Regions from separate parts of the Mus musculus genome. Here region 1 is linked to region 2. Evidence: chromatin contacts called from ENCODE Hi-C or POLR2A ChIA-PET data. All regions are on one chromosome and are shown on one strand. Each heading gives the region's core, a stretch centred on a gene start or an enhancer-like site at or near the end of the contact. The rest is flanking DNA. Distances are from core to core; before and after follow the strand shown. Region 1 holds the start of Eomes (eomesodermin). Region 2 has its middle 41 kb from the start of 4933432G23Rik.

Evidence for each region. A loop is a pair of places that touch in the nucleus more often than their neighbours do. ChIA-PET counts read pairs that join two places held with the same protein, here RNA polymerase II (POLR2A).
Region 1: POLR2A ChIA-PET joins it to region 2 with 19 read pairs in embryonic stem cell. The contact joins the promoter of Eomes here to the enhancer-like site in region 2. A Hi-C loop is called at or near these places in 5 of 37 maps with a recorded cell type or tissue (mouse embryonic stem cell and mouse trophoblast stem cell). POLR2A ChIA-PET finds 5 or more read pairs at or near these places in 3 of 5 experiments (all embryonic stem cell).

What each region holds. Positions count from the first base shown.
Region 1 is chr9:118,473,717-118,479,645 of GRCm38, reverse strand. It overlaps Eomes (eomesodermin), which reads right to left and starts at 1,457. Exons shown (of 6, transcript NM_010136.3): 1 at 100-1,457. The coding sequence starts at 986. Gm33408 (a long non-coding RNA gene) reads left to right here and starts at 998. Exons shown (of 5, transcript XR_871338.1): 1 at 998-1,086.
Region 2 is chr9:118,386,294-118,392,261 of GRCm38, reverse strand. No RefSeq gene overlaps it. Among named protein-coding and RNA genes, the nearest start is that of 4933432G23Rik, 41 kb to the left of the region's middle. Within about 2 kb of position 2,726, at least 1 of the 3 ENCODE cell types and tissues checked has a DNase peak (open chromatin) inside an H3K27ac peak, as active enhancers do.

The DNA of each region.
Region 1 (5,929 bases), core at 208-2,707, 89 kb before region 2:
ACACGACTTTGGAGATATGATGTACCACTTAAACACCCTAAGCAGAGCCCGCAGTGTGCGGACAACCAGGCGCCTGGGGTCCCTCCACCCTGCACTCACCTGCCCTGTTTGGTGATGATCATCTCAGTTTGGTGCCGGTGGAATTTGAGCCATAGGGGCCGGTTGCACAGGTAGACGTGGGCGCGGAAGCCGGAGCCAGGCACCCCTAGGCCCCCCAATCCTCCACAAGACCCGGCCGCTGAGGTTCCGGCGTATGGCCCGTAGAGCGGAGAACCCTGGCCGTAGGGATAGGCGCCAGGACCGCCGGCACCACCGCCGCTGCTACCAGCGCCGCTCCCCGAACCCGCAGCGGGGCCGAACTGCGCCCTCGCGGGCGGGCACACGGCGGCGGGGAATCCACCGGGGGGCAGCATGGAGCCGTAGGGGTAGCGCGCGCCATTGGACGCGGGGTACACGGGTCCGTGGGCTGCTCCGGCCGCCGCCGGGTACTGGAAGAGCGAGCAGGGCGCGGCGAGCTCGGAGCCCTGCGGTCCCGGCGACGGGAGGTAGTAGCGCTCGGAGCTCAGGCTGTCCATGGAGTAGCGCGCGGTGGCCGCGGCGGTGGCGGCGGAGGGCAGCTCCTCCTCCGCGCACGGGGAGCCCTTGCGGCCGTCCGGGGGCCCGGGCTTGGCCACCGCCGAGGTGCTCCCGAAGGTGTCCCCAGCGTCCGCGTCACTGAGCATGGCCGCGGGGGCCCCCGCGCCGGCGCCTGCGGGTTCTGCGCTCCCCGCCTGGCACGGGAGACTGCCCGGAAACTTCTTGGACGCTTTGTCTAAGTCCAGCCTCTGGGGCGAGGGGGCAGCACCGGGGAGGAGGCTGACGCTCCCTCCGCCTCCCCCTCCTCCTCCGCCTCCTCCTCCTCCTCCTCCGCGAGCACTCTCCAGCGAGTAGAAGTGCGCGCCGGGCAGGTTCACCGAGCTCACCAGGAGCTGCTCTCCCAACTGCATGCTTTAGCGAATCGCAGACGGCAACCGGCTGCCTCCTCGCCTCCCGCGGCCTGGTTATAAAGGCCAGTTGGGGGAGCCAGCGCCCTCTTCCGAGGGGAAGGTAATGTCCCCTTCCTCCCTCGCCTAGGCTACCCACCTGCGGACCTGCGGGGCGGCTTCAGCGCGCGCCCAATTTAGCGTCCTTCCCTCAAGGGAACAAACTCGGGATTGTAGGTGCCCCTTTCCTTCCGCAAGAAAACAAACCCCGGGTTGTAGGTGTCTCTCTCCTTCCTTCCTTCCTTCCTTCCTTCCTTCCTTCCTTCCTTCCTTCCTTCCTTCCTTCTTTTCTTCCTTCCCTCCTTGTCTAACCTCTCAGGACCCCTACACTCACACTAAGGAAGAAGAGGACTTAGCTCTGAGTTCCCATTTAGCAACCAGCCATTTCCTCTCGGCTGGCTCTGCTAAACTCTAGGCATACTTGACCGCTTGGAAACTTGTGAGCGGTGGTTGGCTGCTTATATATGTGCGGCCAGGGAGGGGCTTCGCAGCCCCATGGCTAGGGGACTTTGCTATTGGCTGTTAGAGGTGACACTAATTCAATTAAGTATTTATTAATTGGATCGGGTCGCCTGCGAGTTTCATTTTCTCTTAGCTTATTTGGCTGTTATTGCTGGTTTGGTGTTTCTTTAAGCGTCTTTGGGAGAACTATATCCCACTGAGAATCAATCCTGGTGTACCCGGTGGCTCTATGGCGCCGGAGAAACGGGTTTGAAGTCTGCGAACATGGTCTACCCACGGCATAGGAATCATTCCTGAGTTCGGGTCTAGTTTGGCAGGTCCCAGAGGCCCGTGAAGGCGTCTTTACAAGCTCCCTGCTCGCAGGAAGGCTCAGGTCCCCGGGGGTGCAAATCTAGGGGAGGGCTGGAGAGCGACCCGAAGTCTCTGCGCACACCCTCCTTCTGACTTCCTGGCCTTCAGCACACAGGAACCGCTTTTTGTCCTGTCCCATCTTTTAGCGTAAAGACTTGGTGGAGAGAAACCTCGCGTTCAGTTTTTGGGATTCCAGAGATGGCAAAAGGATTCCGCGTCTGAATCAGAGACTCCAGCTTCTAGCTTCTGAAGTGGGCTTCTGAAGACCCAACATGAGCCTGACCGGACGAACCAAACACTCAGTATTACAACCGCGCTAAAACACCGGCTTCCCCGAGGCCGTCACTTTCATTACTCAGAATTCCCTCTGCTCGGTTTTTTCTAAACACTGGATGTTTCCTACCTCCCCCAGCCCCCGCTTTCGCCAACATCTTTGGTGGGGACTGACACTAAGACACAAAGGTTCCCTAGCAGCTGTGCAGTTAAGATTCCCTGCGCCTCTCTGCGGCACAATACAGAAGGCAGAATAATTAGTGAAATAATCAGTTTGATATTGAATTAAGCTCCTTTGCTCCAGCTGCCTGTTTTTCCCCCCTGCGTTTCCGCAAACAGTCAAGGACGGGGCCGTCATATTTTATTGTTTTATTATTACAGAAGGGGGAACACGTTTCGTTGACGATGAGAAGCCTGTACATTCTCCTCTAATAAGCAATTACGGACGCCTGCAGTAGTCGCTCCAGGAGCGCATTTTCCGGTCGAGATGTAGGGACTCTGCTTCCCCCAACCCAATGCGATCACACGGGAAACTTTTGCCGAGAACAGATGAGGTGGCCGCGGGATCTGCTAAGCGCTCAGACGCCAGCAGCAGATCCGCGCGAAGCTTTCCAACCTGGGTCCAAACCCCGCGAATCACGAACGTGGGCACGCCCGTGTTAGGGAGTGGAGCGATCCTTCATGGACTTGGATGCTGTGTGGGGTTTTGATAGAATAGCGTAGTGGGTCTTGGGCGCTCGCAAAGCTTTTCAAGTGTTTTGGAACAACAACCTTGTCAATTTTGGCTCAGAGAACTCGGGCTGACATCCTGCGCGATCAGTCCAGAGATCCCAGCTCCGATTTGGTCTCGGGCTCCGTCCCGCATGTTTTTGTTTTGTTTTGATGCAGCGAAGCCTTTGGGATTAATTTTTATTCCCCTCAAAGGGTGCGAGATATTGAACGTGAGGATTCCACAAGGGGGATGCGAGTTCCAAGAAAAGGGCCTCACTGCGCTGGGGACTCAACCTGGAGTCTTCGTTAGCCTGGCCCTGAGCTGCAGGATGTCTGAGGGAGATGTAGGTGTGAGACTGAATCTCACGTTATCTGCAGATGGGGTGACTGAAGTTATATGTCAGTTTTGTATTATAACACAGCCAGAAGTAAGGTCCCTTCAAAATACTTTGAAGAGACCGGGGAAACGCTGGCGTGGCACAGTGCCACACAGGCAACGGGCACCGTTCAGACCCACTCTGGCGCAAGTAACTCAGACCAGCTGTCTCCCTAACCACATCAGAATCGGGTTCATTCTATCCTACCCCTAGAGCAAGCTCATGAAGGAAGGCGCATAGGTTCGTTTCTAGTGCCATCAAATTATTAACTCGGTGTAATTCAATCTGTGTAACTAGAATTTGAACGGATTCCTGGAACCCCACCTCAGTAAATACACTTTCATCCGATTTCTGACACATTTTACAGAAATAAAGATAAATCCAAAAAGAATCAAAAACAAGAGCGCTAGGAAAGTCTTTTGGGACCTGGGATTTTTGAGATATGGGAAGTTTATTAGGGTTAACATTAGTGTTGTTAGGACGCATTAGTGTAACTGTCAGATCGTGAAGACTTTCCCTTTAAAATGGTGAAAAGCACCGTTTCAACTAAACATATTTTTCCTAGCTTCATAGAGACAAAAAAATCAAATATTTTATGTTAATTAACTTACATTTTATTACTGATACTTCTGGACTACATTAGTCCCAAGTTCTGGAACACGGTGGAGGACAAATCTATGATTTTCTACTTGGGATGGGCTTTTTTTTTTTTTCCTGGCTCATTAATACTTATAGAGAAAGAGAGATAAAAATCAATGTTTTCTGGTGTCTCAGGCACACTTTAAAATCCAAGACCTCTTTTCCAGAAGTAAGAAGAGAAAACAAAGCGAGGGCACATGTCAGGCAGCACCTCCTGTAGCCTGGGTGCACAAACAGCAGGACCTTCCATGCTGTATGCTGTTTGATTTCAATTACACCCCAAGCTTCATGAAATCCAAGCGAGACATTTATTGAAAGGTGCCTGGTTTTCCGTGGCTTAACGGACAGTGATACATTGAACAAAAACATCAACAGTGGGGAGGAGATCCCTGGCAGTACCAGACCCCAGCTGTGGCTGGGTTAATTCAAATAGCTCTTTGCAGCCTGAGATGGGGCAAGCAGGAACCTCTGGAAGCTGAAGGAAGCCAAGGCCAAGTCTAGGTGTGAGCATATTAAAGACCTTGCACTTGTTCCAAACAATACCAACTTTGTACCACCAGATCACATCTTGGTGATGATACCATCTTGGCCTGTGGTCTCTTGTCTTTTCTTCTTATAGGTAACCCATAGCAATGCTTGAATTTGTTAAAAGTAAAACTAAGAGGCTTTGGGGACCACAGCAATATCATGTGTAACATACACACACACTCACTCACACACACACACACACACACGCGCGCGCGCGCGCACGTGCACGTGGCATAAATAAATTTCAAAGGAGAATTATAGATCAGTGCAATGATATATAGGTTAGAGCCCATCCACTCCCCATCCCCCAGACAACCAAGGGGGCCCATATAAATGCCCCAATAAATTCTATTATTTTCACCCTCACTAAAAATGTGTTATCAAAACATGGTCCATGTTATTCAAACACTTTGTAAATTCTGAACAGGCTTGCTGCATGCTCTCCTTTTAACCCTAGGAAAACATTCCAACATTAACGGGTCACCAGCACTTTGCCTGGACTCTGGAAAAATGTCAATGGGTTTTTTGTGGCAAGTTGGTCCTTTTACTATTTATCTATGGCCCTCTCTTTGTTGATGTTACATTTTATTTCACCATCTCAGGTTCACTGTTTGGCCCTTTGTTCTCTGATGGCCAGATCTGCTACTTCTGCCCTGTTTCCCAGAGGGAGAGGGAGCTTTCTCTACTGCAAGCTGGCCTGCCTGCCTGCCTGCCTGCCTGCCTGCCTGCCTGCCTGCCCTGCCTTCCTTCCTTCCTTCCTTCCTTCCTTCCTTCCTTCCTCCCATCCTTCCTCTCCGTATCCCCCTTTTTCCCTTCTAGAAAATGTCCTACAAAATAAACATTTTAACAAGGACAAGCCATCCTTGCGAGAGCTCACCCAGACAACTTCACTTTTGTGAGGATATATTTAAGGTTTTTCCTATTGGGACATTGATATAAATGGATAGCTTTGCTTAAAAACAAAACATTAGTATACATATTGAGGTAGATCACTCATATGTATATATGTATGTATATATGTATGTATATGTATATATATCTTCATACACACATATGCATGCATGCATACATATATACATACATACATACATACATACATACATACATACATACATACATAATTAAAAGGAGGCCAGAGGCCATGAATTTGAGAGGGGGATACCTGGGTGGGGTTAGAGGGAGGAAAGGGAGAGAAGAAAGTGATGTGATCATATTTATTTTTAAAAATAAAAATAAATAAATCTCCAGACCTACAACTGTGTGCAGCAAAGGATTATGATAAATTCACTTATCCTTTTCAAACAAAAATAAGCAAGTGAAATTGTTACCTTCGCTGGTATAATTGTGTGGAGGTATGAAGAGGAGGGAGACTCCTGGAATGAAAGTTAACTCATATGTTGAAATTTGCTTTTTACAAATAACTTTTCCTATGGTATAGCATGGTATGGTGTAGTATATATTTATAGTACATATAGTCTATATACTATATTACATATACTATATATACTATATATAGTATATAATACACTATGTATTACCCTTACCTTACCCTTACTATATATCATA
Region 2 (5,968 bases), core at 1,477-3,976:
GAAAGATGAGAATCGCTCAAAGTTGTGTAATAAGAATTTATAAATCCAGGGTAGATTTTTATTTATGGTGTGCGTGTGTGTGTGTGTGTGTGTGTGTGTGTAGATGAAGGAAATGGATAAAAGATTGTCTGAAGGCTATGACTTCTTGATTTTTATGATTGGTTGCATTTGCTAAGGTCATGTGGGGTGTGTGAGTGTACAAGAGAGAGATAGAGAGAGAGAGAGAGAGAGGGAGAGATGGGGGGGCATGCTGGGGAGGCTTAAGTACCTCGACCTGAGTGCAGAGGTTAGAGCGCTGCCTAGCGGACTCCCGCTGTCCTTCCACCTCTGCAAGGCTCTGAGGATGGAACTGAGGCCTTCAAGCTGACTCAACAAGCGCCAGTATCTGCTGAGTCATCTCTCAGGCCCAGAATGTTTTCTTCAAAAAAGTATATTCCTGGAAAAATATCTGAACAGGAGCAATCAAGTCCTTGGAAGTCAAATGTGCGTTTTTTTCTTTTCTTCGAGACAGGGTTTCTCTGTGTAGCCCTGGCTGTCCTGGAACTCACTTTGTAGACCAGGCTGGCCTCGAACTCAGAAATTCACTTGCCTCTGCCTTCCGAGTGCTGGAACTAAAGGTGTGTGCCACCACGCCCGGCTCAAATGTGCATCTTATAGATTACTTAATTTTCTTCTCGTTGTCTGATATCTTTCTTAAGTTTTTGCTTGGTTTAAGACCCCAGGACGAGGGACTGAGGTGCACATTTTACATATCATAGCAGACCTGGCCTTCAGGGTCTCCCAGCATTCCTCTGTCCCTTCCCAGCATACCCCAGATCCCAACTCTGAACTTCCCAGCCCAGGGACTAGGCTGCCCTTCCCCCAGAGGCTCCTCCCTATATAATCGATACATTTTGGTCTCATCTTCTCCTTCTCTCTCTGAGAGCCGGCCCTTTCTCTCTTTCTCTCCCCCTAACTATGGCGACTCTTCTGGCTTCAATTCTTTAGGCCAGTGAACTCAGAGAGCAGTTTCTCAATAAACCCGCCTTTAATCTAATCTAATCTGGTTTGAATTGGTTTATTTCACTGATAGCAGAGAAAAAATAAACTATCAGTTTTATGTTATAAACATATACTATCATCTTTACAACAAAATGCGCCGTCAGCATATTACCCCCTTTCTTTCTCTCCCTATGGTAGCCTTGATAGCCCTTTCTTGAGTCTTCAAAGGACAGGGGCATTCACTTGGTGACAGCTTGAACCTCTGCTTACTGTGAGTCTCTATCAGCTTTCAAAGGTGGGTGCTGTGACACACAAACAGAGCCCACTGCATGCTGTAGGCCCCTTTGCAGCTGATGACGTTCAACTCCACAGAACTTCCCTCAGAAGAAAATGTTACTTTACAAGTCTACTGCTCATAGAGACCATTTGTTTACCATTGTTTCATGGCCTGACCTAACCTTACCTCACAGGAAGTGCACCAGGACGTGGGGCTTAAGGCTCTCCAGGTTGAAAGCATCGATTCTAGGGTCTGTAAACTCCTAGAGTTTTAGTCAAGGAAGGAATCTTGGGAAAAAAAAAAAATCACAGGATAAGGCCATGTGTAACAATCCACATCTGTAATCCCAGAACTCCAGAGGCTGAGAAGTGTGAGTTCAAAGCCAGCCTGTGCTACAAGTGTGAGACTCTGTGTGTATATGTGTGTCTGTCTGTCTGTCTGTCCCAGGACATGAAAACAGACTGGAATAAGGTAAACATAGGAAGGAGACAGGAGGATGGGGAGATGGGGAGCGAATGGGAGGGACTCTAGTGAATCAATTAAAACACATGATTTTAAAGTCATGGCTTATGAAGCCCAACACCATGTACAAAGAAATAACGTGTCAATAAAAAAAGCAAAAGTTAAGAAACAACAATAACAAGACCTCAAATCCAACTTGGATGGGTCTAGAGTCTGAAGATTTCCCAGAGGCACTTAGCCACTAGCCAGGACGTCAAGCTAGGCTCTCCGCTCCTGGCTTTGTGAGCACAGGGCACAGACACCTCTTGTGTGGAACTCAAACACTAGAGATGAGGCAGAGCCTCTGCGAGAGCTCTAGGGACCAGAAGGCAGCTTTGGTCAATGCCGGAGAGGAGGTTAGGGAAGGGGCCTGCCTGCTGCTGCTCCCTCTGCATTCCAGACAAACAATAGCTTTGGAAGAGGTGTGAATGACACCCCACCCCCACCATTAACCTCAAAGAGGTGTTAATTTCACAGTCAAACTGAAGACCATTTAAATTCAGGCAGTGTCACAAAAACAACCATTTATTTGGAAGCAAAAGAACAATTTGTCTCTTTTCTTGTGCATGGCTGCCCGTTAATTTCTCCAGAATAAAACTTCTTCAAACAGATTCGCCTGGACCCAACTTACTCAAGACCTCTCAACAAAAAGAAAGCTACTTCCTTTCTCTTAGGGGAAGTCGGCGCGGAAGAATGGAAGCCGCCTCCGAGGAACGCCACGTCTGGAACCAAATCCAAGGCGCCACACGACGGTTTCTCATCAGCGGAAGAGAATCTGTGACACTCGTGGATGGGACTACACTATTTCCCTCACGTTGCCTACTGTGTTATTTGGTTTGGGGTGGTTTCTTTATTTTGTGGTTTCGGCCTCGGGAGTGGCTGCCATTGGATGCTCCTGCAACGATGACGGGGGAAGATAGGAATGTCCGATCTGTTCCGGGACCTTTGGCAGCATTCCTTCCCATCTCTCCTTTAGCTGCGCCGCACATCCCTCTCCCAACCCCACTCATCACTACTCAGATAATTTCCAGGAGTCGCAACTCACCACAGGCGGGGTTTCTAATCCCAGCAACGATGTCACCTTGAAAAGCAACACCATCCTAGCCCTCAAAGGCACCCCCAAACCTTTCCTAGCGGGAGACCTCACACTTCATGGTTATGCATTCCTGACCTTAACCACACCGTCCACAAAAAGGAAATCAAACAAACAAACAAACAAACAAACAAACAAACACACAAGAATCTTAGTTTTTGGGGAATTCGCAGCAATAGAAACAGACTGATGTCCCCACTCTCCTCCCTGGACTGTATTTCTACTCCATGTCCCTTGCATTTCACCCCCACGGACCTCTGTAACCTAAATACACTTTCATATTTGCTAAGGGTCCAGTGTAGTAGTAGTACTTCTCTGAATTGTAACCCAGCATATGGCTCTGGCTGTCCTGACACTCAGGTGAATATTTACTGTCCCTGTGTCACCAGAATCGAGTTTATCAATATACCTAAGGCTTTGCACGATGAATCAACCAAGGCTGTAGTTTGATTGGTAGCGTGTTTGCCGACCATGCACAATCTTAGGTTTAATCTCCAGCACTGCTTAAGTCAAATGTGGTTACACATGCCTGGCATCCTAAAATTCCTGTCACAGGGCCACTTAGAGCTCAGTCTGAGGTTCATAAGACCCTATGCCTATTCATGAGACAAGATAAAAGATACGAATAAATTAAGTACAAATAAAATGAATTAATGAATGAAGTAATTTTTACTACAGGAGATCTTTGACTTCCTAGTCTTACAACACAAACCTTTAGAAAACCATGTGTTCCTTGACTTTCCAAATTTATTCAAAATATATTCCTCCTGGGCCGGAGAGATGGCTCAGAGGTTAAGAGCACTGGCTGCTCTTTCTGAGGTCCTGAGCTCAATTCCCAGCAACCACATGGTGGCTCACAACCCTCTTCTGACATGTGGGTGTACTTTCACACATTAAATAAATACATCAATAAATCACATATATATGTGTATACACACACACACACACACACACACACACACACACACACACACACACATCACTGCCTGTACCCCTGCCATTGGAGTACAGAGACATGTGTCCTGCTACTTGTACAGCTGTAGAGGTCTCTGATCTGGTCTCCATTTTTCAGCCTTCACCTGACAGTTTGTATCAATGTAGCAACCCAGAAACCCCTAAAAACACAAAACAGGTCAGATGATATCCATTCCCCGCCCCCACCCCACCCCACCCCTGCAATAGCTCTCTGTCCTTTCCCAGAATCCTTTGGTGGCTTAGGACATTCTGTGTGAATTCTCCCTCTGACTTGCTCAGTTCCTTCTACCTTGTGCTAATCTTATCACTCTGAATGCACCAAATATTAGGACTCTGAAATACTTAGTCTCATTTTCTGAGCTCCCCATAGTCTCGTGTTCTCAATGCTTGGTCCCCTCAGGTGGCACTATTTTAAAGACTGAGGGGCCTTTCTTTTGGAAGCAGGATGGTGGAAGGAGAGCGCTAGGAATGAGAATCGCTGACTTCTGCCCTGCCTCTGTGGTGTGCCAATTGCGCTCCTACCTCCATAGGTGAAGCCTCTTCTCTTCACTTTCCCTGCCCCGTGAACTGCGATCCTCTGAAACCACAAGCGAAGCTGACTTCTTAAGTTGTTTCTGTCAGGCATTTTATCACAGAGATCTCAAAGACTAGCTCCACTCCAAGCACGCTCTCACTTCAGAGCCTTCGTGCCTCCAGTCCCCCTCCCTCCCCAGACTCCCCCACTCCTCAGGTGTTCCTTCCTCTCTCTGAAGATCCCACCTGCTTCTTTCAAATCTTCATTCCAATGTTATCTTCCCAGTAGAAGTTCCTCTGGCCCGGCTGCAGCTGTGACTCTTCTGTGTACATTGTTACTTAATTTCCCCTTATTACATCAGTGCTATGCCTGAATGCAGACTTCACCAAGGAAGGGCTTACCATCTACTTTGCTTGCTGCTAAGTCTCTAGAGACTAGAATGGACATAGGGTAGTATCCTGGTATTGATTAATTGTTAACAAATAAGAATGAATGAGGACATAGAAATATCTAGTGGGGGCTGGTGAGATGGCTCATTGGGTAAGAGCACCTGACTGCTTTTCTGAAGGTCCGAAGTTCAAATCCCAGCAACCACATGGTGGCTTACAACCACCCGTAATGAGATCTGACTCCCTCTTCTGGACTGTCTGAAGACAGCTACAGTGTACTTACATGTAATAAATAAATAAATAAACCTTAAAAAAAAAAAGAAAGAAATATCTAGTGGAAGAATTAGGAACCAAATCCTAGAGGTTGCCGGCCTCTAGCCCTATCCTTTAAAGGAGCCTCCATTAGGCTGTGCATTAGAACCACCTGGGAGATGGCTGTTCTTGTCAAAATGTAGGTCCTTGGATTTCATGCTGGACTTAAATCATCATGATATATGATGTATACAGTATTTGGAAGATGGTATCAAGAATTCCCCTGACTCCACCTTAGACAGAAGAACTGGCAACCAAAGACTGCTGGGCAAGAGGGAGAACTCATCTCTCCCATGGATGAGCTTGCTAATTGTTTATCCGGCACCAAGCCGTCAGCCCTGCAACCATGTACATATAAGCAGCAGTAAATGGACTCAGCAGACGTATTTATATTTCTATGCACGCACACACACACACACACACACATATCTATATCTATATCTATATCTATATCTATATCTATATCTATATCTATATCTATATCTATATCTATATCTATATCTATATCTATATCTATATCTATCTATCTATCTATCTATACATATATATATAACACAACAGCAGTAACAACAATAATCGTAATAAAAAGAGGCCATCAGTATGAAGAGAAAGAGGAGGAGAAGACACAGGAGGGGTAGGAGGGATGAAAGGAAAGGAAGAAAATGATGTAATTATATTTTAATAAAAAGTTTTTAAAATCCTCAGAAAGTGGAAATCAGTTGGTATGCTAGCTCCAAGGGGCTATCAGGATGACTTAGTGGCTAAAGGCATTTGCTGTCATGCCTGAGGACCTGGGCTAGACTTCTAGAACCCATAAGGTGGAAGGAGAAAACCAATCCTTGAAAGTTGTCTTTTGACTTCTTCTTCTTCTTCTTCTTCTTCTTCTTCTTCTTCTTCTTCTTCTTCTTCTTCTTCTTCTTCTTCTT